Regions from separate parts of the Homo sapiens genome. Here region 1 is linked to region 2. A link is a loop called in an ENCODE intact Hi-C map of the cell type or tissue named here. Cell type or tissue: IMR-90. All regions are shown on one strand. Each heading gives the region's core, and the rest is flanking DNA. Links, peaks and the distances in the headings are about the cores only. Region 1 overlaps LOC729254 (hCG2045843). Region 2 overlaps TMEFF2 (transmembrane protein with EGF like and two follistatin like domains 2).

Evidence for each region. Hi-C counts contacts between places; a loop is a spot of excess contacts. Peaks named below come from ENCODE experiments on the same cell type or tissue, not always from the same donor. Only the 100,000 strongest peaks of a DNase experiment are listed, where the experiment ranks them.
Region 1: it touches region 2 in a loop (2.3-fold over the local background); 4 of 110 quality-filtered maps call a loop at or near these places.

What each region holds. Positions count from the first base shown.
Region 1 is chr2:191,808,555-191,818,404 of GRCh38, reverse strand. It overlaps LOC729254 (hCG2045843), which reads right to left. Exons shown (of 5, transcript NR_157850.1): 3 at 6,764-6,884; 4 at 3,966-4,062. Among named protein-coding and RNA genes, the nearest start is that of CAVIN2-AS1, 33 kb to the left of the region's middle. In IMR-90, for the core only: a CTCF peak has its summit at 6,093 (motif pointing left); a DNase peak (open chromatin) is centred at 6,084.
Region 2 is chr2:192,005,846-192,015,695 of GRCh38, reverse strand. The region is part of intron 5 of TMEFF2 (transmembrane protein with EGF like and two follistatin like domains 2); the gene reads left to right. The region is part of intron 1 of CAVIN2-AS1 (CAVIN2 and TMEFF2 antisense RNA 1); the gene reads right to left. Among named protein-coding and RNA genes, the nearest start is that of CAVIN2, 160 kb to the right of the region's middle. In IMR-90, for the core only: no CTCF peak of the experiment used is centred there; DNase peaks (open chromatin) are centred at 4,245 and 7,645; H3K27ac peaks cover 2,655 bases.

The DNA.
Region 1 (9,850 bases), core at 1,274-9,273, 200 kb after region 2:
GTGCCAGGTACTGTTAAGAGTCCAATGCTAGGGTGAAGTGTTATCACTTCCAGAACACAATCTCCACACTAGTCAGTGGGACTGAAGCCCAGCTGTAACAATTGCTAGCTGTGTGCCCTGCAAAAATGTATTTAACCTCTCTATGCTTCTGGTTGTTTTTTTTTTCAGCTGTAAAATTGGTGTTAGAAATAATCCTCACCTCATTTCAATTTAAGATCGTGAACAGATATCCACATTCTCAACTTCATTACAGCATTATTTACAAAGCCAAAATGTAGAAACAACCTAAACATCTATAGGTGGATAAATGGTTTTTTAAAGTGTGGTATATACATACAATAAAAATAGTATTCAGCTTTTAAAAAAAAAAAGAAGGAAATCCTGCCACTTCTGATAACATGGATGAATCTTGAGGACATTATCCTAAGTGAAATAAACTAGTCATAGAAAGAGAAACATTATATTATTTGACTTACATAAAGTATCTAGAATAGTCACATTCAGACTAGAAACAGAGAGAAGAACAGTGGTTGCCAAACCTTCAGGGAGGGAGAAATGAGGAATTATTGTTCAATGGGTGTAGAGTTTTAGTTACGCAAAATGAATCAGTTCTAGAGACCTGCCCTCCAGTGTTGTGCCTATTGTTAACAATAACGTGTTGTACACTTAAAAATGTATTAAGGCGGTAGATCTCATTTTAAATTTTTTTACTACAATTTTTTTTTGAAAACTGAAAATACTAAATCCCTACTTCACAAGATGCTATAAAGTTAAATCAGTTAGTGCATGTAAAACACCGGCACAGAACCTGGCACCGGGAAAGAGCTTATATAAATGTTGGTTATTACTATTATCCACTCATTAAATGAAAAAGTGGAGGTTTAAAAGGGTAATTTGTTCAAGGTCATGCAGGGAAAGATGGGCAAAGCTGAGATTTGAATGCAGGTGGTCTAGCTCAAAGTCCATGTGCTTTTGCGGTAAACCTTAACACCTCCCTGATAAGCACATCCCCAAGGACTCAATGTGATTGGACTCAGCCCTACCTGATGTGGCAGAAGCAGCACAGCAATCAGACACCCATGGGTTCCTTTTGGCCAACAGCTTGTGGCAGACCATGAGTCTAAGAATTAGTAGCTACTACAAAGGCTGATGGGCTGATGGTGCCACAAATTTGAAGACAGTGGGAAGGAAGACCCTCAATTCTCCACGAAAAGACTTGAGGTGGGAAAGGTTCTTGGCTAAAACTAGATTTCTCTCATGTGAAATTAAGGTATGATTATGAAATTAAAAAAAAAACTCATGAATTTACAGCTTTTGTGAGGGCATAATATTTCACTTAAAGCAAAGAGAAATTACCTTTTGTGGTAGATGGGTACCCATGTTCCTAAATAATCATTTTATCCTCAAGTTGTGCCCAATACTATATCATACCATGTCTCATTTCATCTCTATTGAAACACCATGAAGTAGAAATTATTAGCTTTGTTTTATGAATGAGAAAATAGAGAGGTTAAATAACAAGATCACAAAATGGCAGAGCTAGAATTTGGACCCACGTCTGCCCGTCCTAAAACCCAGTGTTTTAACTGTGAAACCAATACTGCCTTGTTGCTTGTGGTTGTGGTGATCTGTTTATGTACAAAAATCACAGTAAGGAATATTTAGATAAGGCTCTCTCCTTATACAATAGTATGACCTTAGCATGGCTTGTTACATATAGAAGAAACCTAATAAATGTTTTTATTTTTTTTCTTCTAACCATACACTTGCAACGTACCTTGGAATTTTAAGTGATTTGTACTTCTTTTCTATTAAGCAAAGCTAAGAAAGGCATTATTACTCCCACTTTAACTGGTGGGAATTCTGAGACTTATAAAAGTGACTTGCTCCAGCCTTAAAGTTTTGAAGTAGCGTCTTATCTCTAGTCCCCTGGGCTTTTTCCTACACTTCATTCTCTACTTTTGGAAACATTTTCCAGAATAGGTGATTAGAGGGTATAGAAATACAATAAATTTTCTATAAATATAAATAATTTGTATCAAGAGGCGAATACTTTAGATTCCATATAGGTGAACCAAGAACATTTCCTGAAACCCTGTCTCCACTAAAAATACAAAAATTAGCCCAGCATGGTGGCACGTGCCTGTAGTCCCAACTACTCAGGAGGCTGAGGCAGGAAAATCGCTTGAAGCCAGGAGGCAGAGGTTGCAGTGAGCCGAGATTGCGCCATTGCACTCCAGCCTGGGTGATAGAGCAAGACTCCGTCTCAAAAAAAAAAAAAAAAAAAAAAAAAAAACACATTTCCATGGAGAAAATCTGTGAACATATGAGGCTCCCAAGACTGATAGATGCCCTTGGGTTCTGTCCTGTCTATCCCTAAATAGACTGCAAATACTATGGGGTTTGCAGGCTTCAGGCTGCTAGATGGCCAAAAGTGCCTCTAAGCTGTTGGTGGGAGAATTAAAAGGTTAAAAGGGAAGCAATGGTAGAGAAAGTGTAGTAACTGGGAGACTGCATTATGGTGTTTGTTTGTTTGTTTTTGTTTGTTTGTTTGTTTTGAGACAGAGTTTCACTCTTGTTGCCCAGGCTGGAGTGCAATGGCGCGATCTCGGCTCACTGCAACCTCCGCCTCCTGGGTTCAAACGATTTTCCTGCCTCAGCCTCCCAAGTAGCTGGGACTACAGACATGCAGCACGACATCCGGATAACTTTGTATTTTTAGTAGAGACAGGGCTTCACCATGTTGGTCAGGCTGGTCTCGTACTCTTGACCTCAGGTGATCCACCAGCCTCGGCCTCCCAAAGTGCTGGGATTATAGGCGTGAGCCACCGTGCCCAGTTTATGTTTATTTTCTATGAGGGGATTAAAGCAAAAGGGAAAAAAAAACAAACACAGCCAAATGTCTGCTACACAGCCATATACACAATGGCAAGCTCCTTAGCATAGAGCCATTTATCATTTATATGTACCTCAACTTTAGCTTTGAATTGAATACTCAAAATTAAAAAATAATAATAATAAACAAAAAAAGGCCTCATTTTCCCTGTCTTTCTACAGGATCAGGAGAGGGGAAAGGTAAGTTTGCAAGAAAAAAAGCTTTGATTTCCTGCACATATTTATGCAGGAAGAAAAATGTCTTCACTGCCATCTCCAGACAAGAGCACCCTGTGCCGGTCAAGAACTTGTGTTTCATCATAGGCACTCAAGACATGCTTATTGGATGAGGAACCTGGGGCTCTTAAACTGATGGAGATGGCATCAGTCCTGCTCTGGAGGGACTTGCAATTGAAAACTTCTGACATTAACCCAGACAAAAATGGACAAGCTATCTAGATAATGCACTCAGAACTTTGAGCAATCAAATAAATATCCAGTTTGATTTTTTTTACATCACTTATAGTCACAAACTGCTTAATTTCCAACCATTCTATGGGTAACCTTAGTTCACAGACTACTAAAATAAAGTCACAGTACATTATGAAAAATGCCCTTCAGCAACATAAATAAGAAGCCATTTTTGACTGGAGATGAGTAGAATGTTTTAAAGATGCATTAGGAGGCATCTGTGAGTGAATCTCACATAAGAATTTCCTCTCGATTATTTTGAAAGGTAAGTAAAATCGGCAGCTACACTAGTCTCCAATTGGACATAGATTTAATTATTCTGGCTAGCTCAGAAGAGATCTAATGGTTCTAATGGATTCTTAAAGTTTCCTAAGTGGTTCTCCACACTTGGCTGTGTCCAGTCACAATGGACTTAATGACACACGTGTGGAAATGGAGCCACGATGGGGGTGGAAAACCCCACAGACACTGTCTGACAACTTTGCTTCCTGGCATTCCAAGATCTGCCACACCAGCTGATGTTACACCCTGATGTGCCCTTGTGTCCCTTTATGTTAACTTCCTATAATTTCTCATTCTTCTTCTGTAGTATTTCCACGATACCTTTTGATGGAACCTACCACACAATCACTTAGGCTTATTTTCTGTTGTTGAAACTCTTCTTGTGAAAGTCTTCTGGGACTGCTGGAGAGCCTACTTACATCACGGTGAAAAGGACTAAAACATAACGAAAAGAGAAATGAGTTTGTAAATGCAGTCTGGAGAGGTCAGACTAAATATTTTGTTAAAGATGGTCTCAGGAGTAATATTTGTTCATGAGGCAGACATGAACGTTTCCACTAAGAATCAATAGTGAGCCCATTTGCACTGCGCTTAGTGTTCAAAGTGTTTCTGTGCACCTCGCGCACTTTCTCTCTATAAATAAATATCAGTGGTGGTGGCTGTCTGTGTTTCAAAATGCTGCTGCCGGTCATGTTGTTATCCCTGCCTGAGAGTGGAGCTGAAAAGACCAATGCATCGCTATCCATCTTTTGTAGCCTGCATTCAAGCAAAGGTTTTCCTGGTATGGCAGTTCTAATTGCACTTTGCTTCTCGTCTTTTAACTCCACAGTCTGTCTGATGCTCTGAAGCCTCTGTTTGGAACAAGACACCCTATTTCTGCAGGCTAACCACCCACCTCCCAGAAAATTCTGATGATTTTGTTTCCCAATATTCCAAAGCCCTGCAGACCAAATGATGGGACACTTCTGGGTTCCTGTATATTATATCTTCTGCCTGATCCCCTTACAGATGTCAGCCTCTCTCAGCACAAATCCTGGGACTGCTTCCTTTATTTCCCTTCCATACTTGTTCTGGCCAATGAAACAATGTTATAGCAAACAATTCTTCAAAAGAGAGAGAGTATGGCATAGTCGGAGGGGCATGGACAGACCTTGGTTTAATTCCCAACTTGGCTACATACTTGGCAAATTAATCAACTTCTTTAAGCTTCAGTTATCTTATATATCAAAACAGTATAATAATGCCCAGCTTGAATGAGTGTCATAAAGATTAAAGTAATACCTGGAAAGGACCTGGCTCATAATGGGCAGGCTATAGGGGAACCATCGTTACTTAATCCTGATAAAACTCGCCAAGTTCTAGAAGAAGATACCACATTAGTTAGGAAGCTGGTGAAATAAGCTATTTGTAGACTGCAGATGATTTGACAGGGGGCTTGAACCCATGCTTACTTTGTCCATCTAACATTTGAAGAATAGCCTGACCTTTCTAACTGACTTTTGGGATTTCCCAATGTCTCTCAGTACATCTTTGGACAGTATGCCGGCCAGTAGCAGAATTCAGCAGCAGATTTACAACAGTCTATTCCTGATGGAAATCTTTGACTGGAGCAAACTAGAATATGACCCTTTTCTCCTTCAAGTTTATCATCAATCAATGGTGCTCTGCCAGCTCTCTATAAAGGGGATCCTAACCTCCTTTCGCCCTTACACTTCAAGAAAAGATAGGCAGCAACGAGGAGTTCCTGTGAGGTAAGTCTGCAAGGACTTCCTAGCGCGTGGAACAAGGATAAGCACCCAATAAGCACTCAAGAAGCACTGGACACAAGGAAGAATGAATGAATGACTTTATGTCCTAGTGAAAGAATTTCCTGTGGACCTGAAAATATTGGTGTGCCCACAAGTCCTTACATTCTCACATGTTTGAACATAACTCTGTAAAATAATACTGAAACTCCTCTAGCTCCATTTTATTCCAGTGATAGTAGGTCACCATCAATATCTAGATAAATGATTGCACCTAAGTAAATGTCAAGACAGTCAAATTTCAAACTGAATTGGGGCCTTAGTGGTTTGCCCTTATCTATCTTTCCTGTGCACCTATAATATCGGCCATGTAGCAGAGCTCACATCCACTCTCCCACATTTCACTGTGTTTCCCATGTGCCTTTAAGGAATCATTCTTGATCTCAGCCATAAAATTGGAAAGCTGCATAACTGACAAGATGATCCCTGAAGGCAGCTGAAACATGGGGTAGATTGAAACCGACAGTTAATTTGTAGCAGTAAAAAATAATGATATCATCATAAAACAAGTTTAAGACCAGACTGGGCTCAAACACTGTGCACCCACAGGATATATAGATGGGTATTGTCAAGCTTAAATAACAAAGCAAAACAAAACTGAACCTCCCAGCTTCACCAAGCCCGCTTCATTGGCTTTTTTGTGGTACGCTATCACCATCTGCTGGCTGCAGCCCATAAAATGTCCAGCATTCTCTAAGTCCTGGAATATTCCATTCTGCAGAGCCTGATGTTAATTACTATGCACCAGGAAACATATTAATCTCACAATATCATTGAAATGGTACAAATAAGTCAGATCTTCTTAGAATACCAAACAAATAAAAGATCCCAAGAGACTAGAGATTGCCAAAGGCACCCACCCTGTTCTGCCACGCCTGAAAGCTGCACCTGCTGGGTGCGCACAGCCTAGCATATTCTCTTTTTATTCCTGAGCTCTTTCTTTACAGGCATTCACTTTCCGACTTCCTCCTCTCCAGCTGCCTTCTCTACCAGGCATCCTACACGACACTGCAGTGATAGGCAAAGCAGCAGCTCTCAGCTAAAAACAGCCTCCTCCTAGATATCTTAAAGAAAGAAAACCACTGACGCATCTTCTTCAAGGAAAGCAAAGCCCCAGCGGGACTGAGCAAAGAAGAAAGGATATTGTTGCCTCTCCAAACTCTGAAAGCAATATTTTGCATGATTTTTCTCAAGGCTTGCCTTGCATTGTTTCTGGATTCCCTAACTCAGCAACAAGTGATGCTTTGGAGGGAGAAAAGATAGAGTATAAGCAAACAAAATATAGCCACCTATACACCCCTACCCATCTTATATTATGTGTTTAATCTTACCACTTTAGACCCTCTCTTCCTAGCATTGCAGGCCTCTGACTTCTCAACCATCCTGGGGATAAAAGAGGCTTTAGAAAACGTTTCTTCTTCACCACAGCTTGTTTTTGTTTCTTCCGATGATCTGCAATGAAAATTCTTTATTGAATGAGTATGTAATAGTTGTGTAATAAAACAATTTATAAAAATCCTTCAATTTTTATCTATTAAGAAAATTTTCCTGCTGCCAATATTTTCATGACAAGAATTAGATGATAATTGCTCTCAGATAAAATATTTAGTTCTTATTTAGCAATAATGTAAATTTATCATAAGATGTTTTCCCCGGAAAGACCACGCCTAGTGTAGCAGAAACAAGTGACATGCTCTAACTTGGGCACACATCTATAATTGAACAGGCTATCCCTGTTAGAAGAGCGTAACAACTATATACACAAAATGCACTGAACAGTTATTTCATCCTGAACAGTATCATCCTTGCATCCGTTTAAACAATTAGTTCACTCTCCTAAACACTCTGAGATGTGAACTTTAGTTCAAAGGCATTCTACGTTTTCCTCCTGATGCTGTAATTTTACAGGTTAGGAGATTTCTACATTACAAAGTAAACCCTATAAAGCAGTAGAGCCTTGAATAAAATTTCCATCTAAATTATTTCTGTAATAACCAGTGAATATATTTTTACATGTTCAATATCATCAAAATAACTAACAGCAAATTACTCAAAAGTAAAATAACAATGAATTTTTTTCCTATCAAATAGCAAAGGATTTTTAACAAATAATACCAATGCGGTCAAGCAACTATGCACTACTGTCAAAAGTGTAATTCAAAGTAACCCTTCTAGAGGGTAATTTGGCATTGTTTACTAAAAGTCTTTTTTTTAATGTATATATCTTGTGGTTGGTACATTCTAGCATTAGACTTTTGTCCTAAAAGAATAATCATGGCTAATGAATGCAACATACAACATCACAGCTTTTTTATTTAATTTATATACAACAAGTTTTTAGCATTCGGATGTGGTAGGCTGAAAAATGGCCTCCCCAAAGATGTCCACGTCCTTATCCCTGGAACCTGTGAATATATTACCTTACTTGGTTGAAAGTACTTTGCAGATGTGATTAAGCTAAGGATCTAGAGATGGAAGGATTAGGCTGAACTACCTGGGTGGGCCCAGTGAAATCACAAGGGTCCTTATAAGCGGAAGGCAAATGAGTCCAAGTCATAGAAGGTGATGGGACAATGGAAGCAGAGTTTGATGTGATGCTCTTTGAAGGTGGAAGAAGGGCCCATGTGCCAAGGAATGCAGGCAGGCTCTAGAAGTTGGAAAAGGAAACAGGCTTTTCCCCCTAGAGACTCTAAAAGGAACATGGCCATACTGACACACTGATTTTAGGACTTCTGACCTCTAGAACTATAAGATAATAAATTTTGTATTGTTCCAAGCGACTGAGGACTCCAAAAGCCTTATTCTTAAGGGTCTGAGTTATAAAAGACGGTCTTTTTTATTTTTTTATGTTTTTAATTCTTTTTTTTTTTTGTACTTTAAGTTCTGGTGTACATGTGCAGAACATGCAGGTTTGTTACATAGGTATACACGTGCCATGGTGGTTTGCTGCACCCATCAACTCGTCACCTATATTAGGTATTTCTCCTACTGCTATCCCTCCCCTAACCCGGCACCCCTGACAGGCCCTGGTGTGTGATGTTCCCGTACCTGTGTCCATGTGTTCTCATTGTTCAGCTCCCACTTATGAGTGAGAACATATGGTGTTTGGTTTTCGGTTCTTGTGTTAGTTTGTTGAGAATGATGGTTTCCAGCTTCATCCATGTCTCTGCAAAGGACATGAACTCATCCTTTTTATGGCTGCATAGTATTCCATGGTGTATATGTGCCACATTTTCTTTATCCAGTCTTTCAATGATGGGCATTTGGGTTGGTTCCAAGTCTTTGCTATTGTGAATAGTGCCACAATAAACATACATGTGCCTGTGTCTTTATAGTAGAATGATTTATAATCCTCGGGTATATACCCAGTAATGGGATTGCTGGGTCAAATGATATTTCTAGTTCTAGATCCTTGAGGAATCACCATACACACTGTCTTCCACAATGGTTGAACTAATTTACACTCCCAGCAACAGTGTAAAAGCATTCCTATTTCTCCATATCCTCTCCAGCATCTGTTGTTTCCTGACTTTTTAATGATCGCCATTCTAACTGGCGTGAGATGGTATCTCATTGTGGTTTTGATTTGCATTTCTCTAATGACCGGTGATGATGGGCTTTTTTTCATATGTTTGTTGGCTGTACAAATGTCTTCTTTTCAAAAGTCTCTGTTCATATCCTTTGCCCACTTTTTGATGGGGTTCTTTTTTTCTTGTAAATTTGTTTAAGTTCTTTGTAGATTCTGGATATTAGCCCTTTGTCAGATGGATAGATTGCAAAAATTTTCTCCCATTCTGTAGGTTGCCTGTTCACTCTGATGATAGTTTCTTTTGCTGTGTGCAGAAGCTCTTTAGTTTAGTCAGATCCCATTTGTCTATTTTGGCTTTTGTTGCCATTGCTTTTGGTCTTTTATTCATGAAGTTTTTGCCGATGACTGTGTCCTGAATGGTATTGCCTAGGTTTCCTTTTTTAATCTAGTGTCTTTATGTTGAAAATAATCTAAAGAATGTCAATGTAAAGATATTCTGGATGATCTGGTAGACCACCTCAGCTCTGCTATGATTTTGATGCCAAGTTTGTGTTTGCACTTATAGTCACAATAGTGCCAAGGAAAGGCAAACCTCCTAGAGAACAAGGAGGCCACAGCAGTTGTGGGAGAGCTGAATTATCACTTAGAAAATAGCTGTCAATGTCATATTTACACTGTGAGGAGCTATTTTTGAATCTAACAAGATTAAGTTTAGTAGTTAAGAATTTTTGTTTAAACTTTTGATGGTACTGTACTTTGAGGTGCACTGTTAAACTGACTGATCCATAAAAACAATGAATCATTGGCTTAAAATAAGTTTATTGTAGAAGAAAAATATTATTATATTCAAGATGACTGAAATGATAGTCCATCAGGCTCAAAATCAAAT
Region 2 (9,850 bases), core at 857-8,856:
CACATTTCAAATGTTTTCAGCTACTTATTAAGTGGTCACCATTGTTTCCTGCATATGTATTATCTTTTAAAAATATAGTTGCCCTTTTATTTAGTGTGGACTGCTTAAATACAATTACTTCAAAGTGTATTATATTTTAAAGGCTTGTGCTTTCTGCTGTTTAAAAACATCGTGAATATGATAATCATTCTTTAGCCTTTAAAAAACAGTAGACCCTAATGTGTGCAATTTAGCCACAGTTGCAGACTTTAATCATAAATTATTTTAAAGGGGCACACATATCGCAGATTATGTAGCTGAATGGACCAAGTTTGGAATGAGCATCTAAAACCCTGTATACATTTTAGTCATTACCAGACTGGCAAAAAAAAAAAAAAAAAAAAAAAAGCTTCAGTGATAGCCTCTAGAATGCCATTGAACCATTTTAATGTCCCTCTGTCAATAAAAATATTCCAATGACAAGTCACAGTTATCATCTTTAGATTCAATTTTTATAAATCTTTGTTTAGCCTAAACCTTATATATCAAGATACAGCCCAATCCCTAATGTTAACTAGGCACAAACCTAACAGCATGCTGTCTCCCCAGGCAGAACATGTGTATCAGAAAGGCAGAAGAACATTGCTGCCTAAGAAGTCTCTTTAAGTATGCAAAGGGAGGTATTATCCGCTTTGCAGTTGCTTGCCTTATTAACTACATTTACTGCAAAGATGCCTTATGAGTACTAGGCTCTGGAAATCATAGTCAAAATAAAAACATTGCCTGTGAAAAGGCAACATCTTTCACTTCAAAGTATTTATGTAATATTTAACATCCTTCTGTTGTAGTTCATGATTTAATAATAGTTGCATAAGTAATACATTGATACTCATTTTTCCTCTTGTTCTACCTAAACTTTTGAACCCACAGAAAGTAGTTTCAACCAAAACAGGCCCAAGTTTATTTGCTTTCTCAGTAGCTGTCCCTGCATCTTTGAAATGAAATAGATGTCTTGATGCAAGTATAATCGGAAGTCAGATCAGAATAATCAAATGATCAAATTACTTAAATTAGACACATACTGAATTGCCTAAAGAAGAAACTGCTCAGTTGGGAAAGGCTTACAGCAGACAGTAACCTTCAATCATTTTCCACCTCTGGAATAAATATTGAGTCATATTTTGAAGGATAGGTGATCTTAAGGATACTAACAACAAAGATTGGTACAGATTAACTAACCATTGAAAGAAAAGGCTGATTGAGTTTTTGTTCAGAATAAGGAGATTCAGACAGAGAATCTAAAGCATTTTGGGCATGACAATGAAAAAATATGAAAATTATATAATATGGATTTTAATACTAAGAATGTATATAGATAGTGAAAAGGCTAATTGTATGCACTGCATGTAGCCTAGGGCTCTCAAACTCTGGGGACCTTTACCGTTCACATTGATTACTGAAGACTGATCATTAGGGCACAAAATTCATCATCATGTTTAAAATAACCTGTTCTACCTAATAGGACTATTTGGACCATTGTTTGGTAATTAAATACCAAAATGTCTAATAACCTGTACATGGTAGGTACTCCATTTATTCAACAAATATCTATTGCACATCCACTATGAGCTAGTCATTTAACAAAAATTAACAAATATTTATCATATGTATAAATGAACTAATACTTTTTGATAATTGGAGCAAAACAATATGCATTGATCTAATTAACATGTAATTTGAATCTAAACTTTATGTCTAGATCACTGAAATATAAGCATATTTTAAATTCAGAATGTATTCATTTACTTATTCATTTTTTCAACAAATATTTATTGAGTGCCTATTTTGCATCAACCATTGTTCTAGTTGTGAAGAGTACAACACTGAACAAAGCAGACAAGGTCACTTTCTATGTGTAAGTGTACATTCTAGTGAAGAAAACAGACAATTAAAAAAATCAAGTATGGGCCAGGTGCAGTGGTTCATGCCTGTAAATCCCAGCACTTTGGGAGGCCAAGGCGGGCGGATCGCCTGAGGTCAGGAGTTTGAGACTAGCCTGGTCAACATAGCGAAACCCTGTCTCTACTAAAAATAGAAAAATTAGCTGGGCATGGTGGTGGGCGCCTGTAATTCCAGCTACTTGGAGGCTGAGGCATGAGAATCGCTTGAACCCAGGAGGCGGAGGTTACAGTGCAGTGAGATTGTGCCACTGCGCTACAGCCTGGGGGATAGAGCGAGACTGTCTCAAAAAAAAAAAAAAAGTATGTAATATACCATGATTCAGAGAGGAAATAGGTGCTGTGTTAGATAGGGCACTCAGGGTAGGTTTGTTAGAAAAGTAATATTTGAGCCATGCAAGTATCTGAGATTAGGACATTCCAGGCAGAGGGAACAGCAAGTGAAAAGTGCTGGTGGCAGAAGCATGTGGCATGTTGGAGGAGCAGTAAAAGTCTAGTGTGGTTGGAGCACGGAAAGAGTGTATAAGATTGATCAGAAATAAAATGGCATAGGTAGTCAAGAGCCGGATCACACAGGGCCTCATGAACCACGGTAAGGACTACAAGTTTTATTCTAAGGTCCAGGGGAAGGAAGCCTTTGCTAGATTTTGAGCAAGGGACTGATTCTCATTTACATTTTAAAGGCATTGCCCTAGCTGCAGCATGAACTGACTTGAGGAAAGGCAAGTAGAAATGGGAGAGCAATTCAGAAACTCTCTTATTTCCCTGGTAATTTATACATATGGACTTATCTTTTGCTGTTTTTTATATCCTGAGCATCTTAGTATCCTAATTGTGGACTAGCCTCTAGGTTTTTCTATAATCAAGGAGGAGTATTTTTAATTTGTATACATTTTTACTAATTTTTCTATACCTTTGTATTCCAATTTATATACTGGTAATTTTTCCTAACATTATAATGAGTATTTTGTGATCCAAGTGACTCTGTAATCTATGAGTATGATACAAAGTTAAAGTCATCACATTTCTTTCTAAATATTTTACATATTTTTAATTATATTCTGTTACTTTTGATTAGAACTTTACATTTTAAAAGTACTTTTGCCGATTAGGAAAAAAAATCCTAAATTAGAGAACAAACTAGTTCATTTATTTAGGGGCTAGCATTTTATCAAGGAAAACATAAGCTTAAACTTCAACTCCTGTGAAGGGGCCCCTAGCTAATACAACATTTGGATGAATAATGAAAGTATCCTGCATGGTTTGTTGGCCCAGGTCCCATTGTACCTTGATATGTGTGTGATGATAATCTATCTAAGCATGCTCCAAATCTGCCTGCCTGATAACTGTCAAGTCTCAGTAGACCTTATGTCAGTGACAAAGGTATAGAACACATACTATTCAGAGACACAACAAAAGTTATCACCCAGTGATTTTAAATTGTAATCAACTATAAGCTAACTTATTTAAACAGAATTTATGTTTTATGCTATGTCCATATATAGTGTGACACTTAAAGATATTTATTTTGAAAACAAGATAAAAGATAATATGTAGGCCAGGCGCAGTGGCTCACGCCTGTAATCCCAGCACTTTGGGAGGCCGAGGCGGGTGGATCACGAGGTCAGGAGATTGAGACCATCCTGGCTAACACAGTGAACCCTGGTCTCTACTAAAAATACAAAAAATTAGCCGGGCCTGGTGGTGGGCCGGGCGAGGTCGTGGGCGCCTATAGTCCCAGCTACTCGAGAGGCTGAGGCAGGAGAATGGCGAGAACTTGGGAGGCAGAGCTTGCAGTAAGCGGAGACTGCGCCACTGCACTCCAGCCTGGATGACAGAGCGAGACGCTGTCTCAAAAAAAAAAGATAATATGTAAAAATAAAAAATATTTTGAATTTAGAGTTTATAACTGAGCTTGCTTAAAATAGAAGACTGACAATGTATAAAATGGATGACTAGACTGGGTAAAGATGAATCAGATCTCTCTTACACACTATATATAATATATACATTGACCAAACAAATTACAGTAATTAAAATACTGCCAAATTTCAGGTAATAACTGATAAGTCTAATGTTTGTCAATAGCTTGTTGGTTTCATAAAAATGATATTTCCTCTTAGAAGTAATTCAAAACACCCATTTAAAAAAACATATTATATTCCTGTAGCATCCACTTACTATTATTGAAAGAAAAGTCTACATTTGTTTATGCAGCTTAAAAAGTCTTCTGAGATGAAGCCAAGAGCAAAACCATTTTGTACACTCAGGCTTAAGAATAATATCAATTGTTTATCCAGCTCATTCTTGTCTTCCTACCACCCTTGCAGTCTTTGCTGATTCTTCTCTGCTGGATCCTTTGCTACGTGAATTTAGCAAGTTCCTCTGCCTTCCCTGACCCCTAGCACAGTGTTTTGCACAGAGTAGCCACTCCACATAGAATGGTTGAGTGAATGAATGGATTAATGAGGATTCCTGTTTGATTTTTCAGCATTTCTTTAATGTCCTTCCAATCAGTAAATTATTCAGTGATTTGTAAGTGTCCAGGGTTCCAACTATGCTCTTTATCATTGGGGAATGCTTCCTTCCTGGGGTGGATGCTCCTAGGTTCTTTGTTCCTTCTTTATCTGTAGCTATAGTCACTTAATCTCCAACCCGTTTTCTTCACACAGTTTAGTGAAAAATACATAGACCCATGAATCTTGCAATGAGGAATTCAGCCCATTATCAGTACCTAAAAAATGCTTTTGAGTGAATGATAGATTTAGGTTAAAATACAATTCTGAGTTACTTGACTTATCTGGGATGAGAATGACACTGTTAGGGGGAAATCCTCAGTGGAGAAAGGATTTACATGTCCTCTTGTTAGAAGGCACCAGGGAGACCACCTGCTGAAATTCTACTCCTTTTCCAAGTTCCAGCTTAAGCATCACATCCTCCGTGAAAGCTTTTTTGTACCCGCCAGGTGTAAGTAGTTATTACTGCTCAGTGATAGCAAAATACATTTTCATGCTAACAAGCCCAAGCTCTGATGACTCTGTTTTATGAATATTTGTTTTCCTCCTTCTGTTGTGATCTCTGTTGCCAACCGTAATCACAAGCATCATCTTTGTCTCTGATGTTCAGCCTAGTACCTGGTACCAAGTAGGTGCTCAGCTACACTTATGTGATTCAATTGAATTAAATGAGATCTATGGTAAACTAAAAGGTATATGCCTCAGTGGGGGGAAAAAAAAGTGGCAGTAATAGCTGCAGACCTCCAAACACCTTTGACCAGAGGACCTTACCTGGGGTTCACTCTAGGAGGGTACTCACAGATCCTTTCCTTTCTTACTTTTTAAAGCTTAATATTTTTGAGAAACTCAGAAGCATTTTTATTTCAAGGCAAAATGTTGAAATATTTCTACTTAAAGTCCTTCATCGCAAGAGTTTCAGAATAGCTCACAACTATTTCTGACCACACAGTCCTCTCTCGGAGCAATCAGAACTCACCGGCAATACTGCAGGAAGTCAGTGAGGAACGGCTGGTTTGAGCCTGTAAACTAAAATGCCACCATGTGTTTTTGAGTTTAACATTTTAGTGGACAAACACATAAGATGAGGACAAAGAGAGAGATGATTCCCTTCATATGATAAACTCTGCTTGAAAGTCGCTTTTATACAGACACAAACTCAAATAGTTGTTTACAAAGAAACATTATCTTGGTCCAGTGGAATGTCTCCATGCACATATTTCTTTTTCAAAGTTTGTTTAAACAACTTAGAAATAAACTTTCCTGATCAAAATCATGCAAAAACTATTTACCAAGGTTGATAATTTAAACATTTTTAAGCAAAATGTCAAAACTAATATTTTTATTTTAAATGATAAAGTACAGTGTTTTGAAAATATTAAAAGTAATATAATACTTGTGCTCTACCACCTAATTTGAACAGATGCAAACATTTAGCATATTTGCTTTTGATCTTAAGAACCATAATATTACAGATAAAATTAAGGTGTTCTCCTACCTTAATCATATTTCCCGTCTTCTCTTTCCAGGTTTCAAGTACAGTACTCCTATAAATATTTCTATTATATTTGTCTTCATTCAAATATGATATTTATTATAGCATGGTATAATATGTATTAAATATTATTTTTTAAAGTAAATTTAAAGTAAATTGACCCCAAAATCAGTAAGTAAAAGATTGATATAATCATGAAGGATAAACATTTGGTATCAGTTCTAATTATGAAGAGTTAATACCAGCATGATTTCATTAGTACTTTATTTTTATACTCAATTATAGCAGTATAATCTTTAGCAAACATCAATTGGGAAATAACATGTTACAAAAACACTAAGAATTAATTCCATGATGATTTGTTGCAAGTGCACAAATGTCACCTTATTTTCCTACCTTTATATCATAAGATGAAAAAATCTATTGAAACTTGTGAAATTGAGGATTTGTTGTTTTCATATACCACCTGTCCTTCATTTTATATACACACACGCACAATCACACACACTTACTCACTGCTTATCTCTGAGCTCCCTGAGAGCCAAGACCAAAGGAAAATACAAAAGATCTTATAACTGACTCGATTATCTAATAAAAGGAGATGTGCCATATCACCAGGTAGGACTACCTTGTGTTCTCTGAAAATAATTATCATGAGTGTTCTTACAATAAGATAAACAAACATAAGCCAAACAAATAAAAGCCACCTGAACAATGTAGTGGCCAATTATTTTCAAACTAGCAACTTTACCAGAATGCAAAGCTGTAATTTGTCTGTTGTTTCTTATCTTTCATGGATAAAATCCAAGGGCATGATGTGAAATTGCAGTTTCGTGGGAAATCTAAACTGTAATGATGTTCATACACATTTACTCCTAAAAGCCTTTTGTCAAGTGAAAGCATAACAGAGGGCCAGTTGGTAAAACACAAACATGAAGCCACCCCGATCACTAAAGTGGGTGTGGGAATCCTGGCGCTTGGGAATGTGCTTAAACGTTCAATATGATAATGACAGAATGCAGCAAGTGGGAATCTAGTCTACCACATGATTCAAAAGTGATTTTTTTAAGTAACTTTATTGTATTGTTTTTCCTTCCAACTTTTTATTCTGGGGTTTTCATGCTTCCTGACTCAGGTGTGTATAAAGACCCATCCAGTCGGAGCGACCGCACTTCTCTGTGATCATGAAGTTACCCTTGGTTATTGAATATGTTTTCCAGCTTAATGAGCAAGCACATACACATGATGCTAATGAGGAATTTTGCTTCAAGATACTTTTAAAAACGTACATGAGGAAGAATTGTTTGCTTTGAGTATTTTAAGATGTAAATGCAGCTACTTCTAAAAAGAAAGAATAATCCTGAGGAAAAGGCAATCGTGACCTATGACAATGGATGGAGAATTAAATCCTGCTTCCATCTATCATATGCACTGAAGAGGGACGTGGGAGCAACTTCTGCCTCGAAAGGAGCCTTGTTTGCTCACTAACACAGTGGGCGTTAATAAGTCTCTGCTGCCCCTGTGGTTTTGTTTCAGTCATTTTAAATCAACCCTGGAACCAGGCAGAGTATACATTAATACAAGGCATTATTCTCCTTCAGCTGTAGTTAAGGGTGCTTGCATGCTGTCACTGTTGTGATAGAAGCCTGTTTGCTTCTGTCCCAATAGTGAGGGCAGAAAACTCTCCCTATGAGGAAAGAAAGCTTTCCTGAGTCACACACACAGCTGCCTCCCTCCCTGAGCTTGGCAGCTCCTATAATAAGTTTCTAGTTTGGAACGTAGTACAGATCAGGAAAAAAGCAGGAAAGAGTAGAGCAGGAAGGACATGGGGTGACATTTTTGCCTTAGTGCTTCACTACAATATGCCTTAAGTAGCGAGCCACCAAACCCTAATGATTCTTCCTTTTCTTCCATATAGTGAATGCCTCACTCTGGGGCTTTCCTTCCTTGTCTCTATACCTAACAGCAGTAGCCTGGGAACTAGTCCCTCTGCCTGCACTCTACTGCTAGCGCCATCTTTCTAAAGCACCGCTTTCATCATGTTGACCTTCTCATCACACTGTGCTCAAAAACCTTTCAGGCCTCCTCATTCCCCAGAAGATAAAGGTCACTCCTTGGACTGGAATTGAGGCCCTTTGCAATCTGTCTAGAGCGTTGTGTTCAGCCACATTGGATGGGAAGAGTTCATTCTAATCAGACTGATCTGTGATCCTCCCAGCACACTGTATACTGTCTTCCTCCATACATTTCCCCAGGCATTCTCTCCACCACTCTTCTTCATCTAAATCCTACTCTTCTTTCCAGACAGTTCACTTTCCACCTCCTCCTCCCTATCTTATGAGCATTAAACAAAAGAGTCTTAAGGAAGTAGGAGCAAGGCGCCAGACACAGGGGAACCTCATGATAATTTCACCCCCTTTTCTGCCACTTGGTCTTGGTTTTACTTGGCAAATTAATTCTGCTGACAGCTTTGCCACTGATGTTTTTTAGATCAGTGTGTTTAATCACCTGTCCCTCTCATCTGACACCAAACACATTGCATGGAGTATGTGCCATATGAATAAAGCCTTTTAAAGCATGTCACTGAATAGTGTACATTAAACAAGAATATTAAATTTCTTAAAATGGAATGAATAGGAAAGGGAAAAAAGATGTGGCTGGAGTCAGAGTAGCTGAGATTTCTCAATAGGGGATGCAAACCTTCTCCCACAGAAAGAGCTAACTTGCTTTAAGATACTGATTTCTGAATGCCCCTCCAGATATTATTGCACCAAAATTTGTCACAATAAATCTTATATACAGTAAATCTGGAAAATCTCTTAGTCTTAGAGGGTGAGAAAGAGTATCTAATATAACTCCAACTCACCATGTCTGCACATCAGAATCACCCGTAGCATTTTTGACAACAGCGACTACCTAGGCCTCACACCAGACCTCCTAAATGAGAATCTCTGAGTTGCAACCCAGTCATCTGGTTTTTTTAAGTATGCCACAGAAGATTTTGATCTGCATCCAGAATTTGAAATCCAGGATTTGAAAGCCAGAAGTTAATGATGGACAGTATGTATTTGATTACAACTTCTCAGAAACTTTGTTAAGCAGTTGATATGCATTTAGTGACTACAGTCTTGAGTCATTATCTCCATTTTCACAGGTGAGGATTCTAAAGCTTGGGAAAGTGAAGTAGCCCAGTGCCATCCAGCTAGTAAATAAGCCTCATTAAATAGAGGTCTAATACCAAGTTCCAACCTGTAGTCACATTCTCCATCTGTCTTTATTATAATTAGACATTATTTCAATATGTGGCCATCAGTCTCTTTCCCAGCAATAGTTCCCTCTCTTCAAAATGTGATTCCGTTTTTTGGAAGTCCTGGGACCACCCAGGGCAAGAGTTTCGCAGCTCAGTTTTCCTCTGATTGGCTATTTGTTGTCCTAGTCTATTTCTGATCAGTGAGGACCAGTATTCCCAAGACCTTCCCCATGTAATGGGCCAACTTCTATGTTTTGCATCCTTATAAAGAGATCGATACTAATGGCAACTAAGCTTTTTCCACGTGCAAGATGAGCCTGGCCACCCTGGAAAACCTGAGTGCAGTCCTGGGTAATGTTTCTGGAGAAGGGCATTATTCATTCCTCCTAGATTTCAAAACTAAAAGGATTGCCCACTATAAGTTAAAAAAAAAAAAAAAAGTCACCTGAGACCTGAGTAATGACATGGGAGACTTATTAGCCTTACCAGTCAGTTAATGCTTTTCTACCCTTTGAATACAGGGTTTAATTTTTCAATGCATTTTCACATCTCTTACCTCATTTTCTCTCACAACTCACAGTCATTCCTGCACTGCAGTTTCCTTACAGATAAAATACTTATAATCAAGTTCCATCAAAAGGAGTGATGTGAGAGT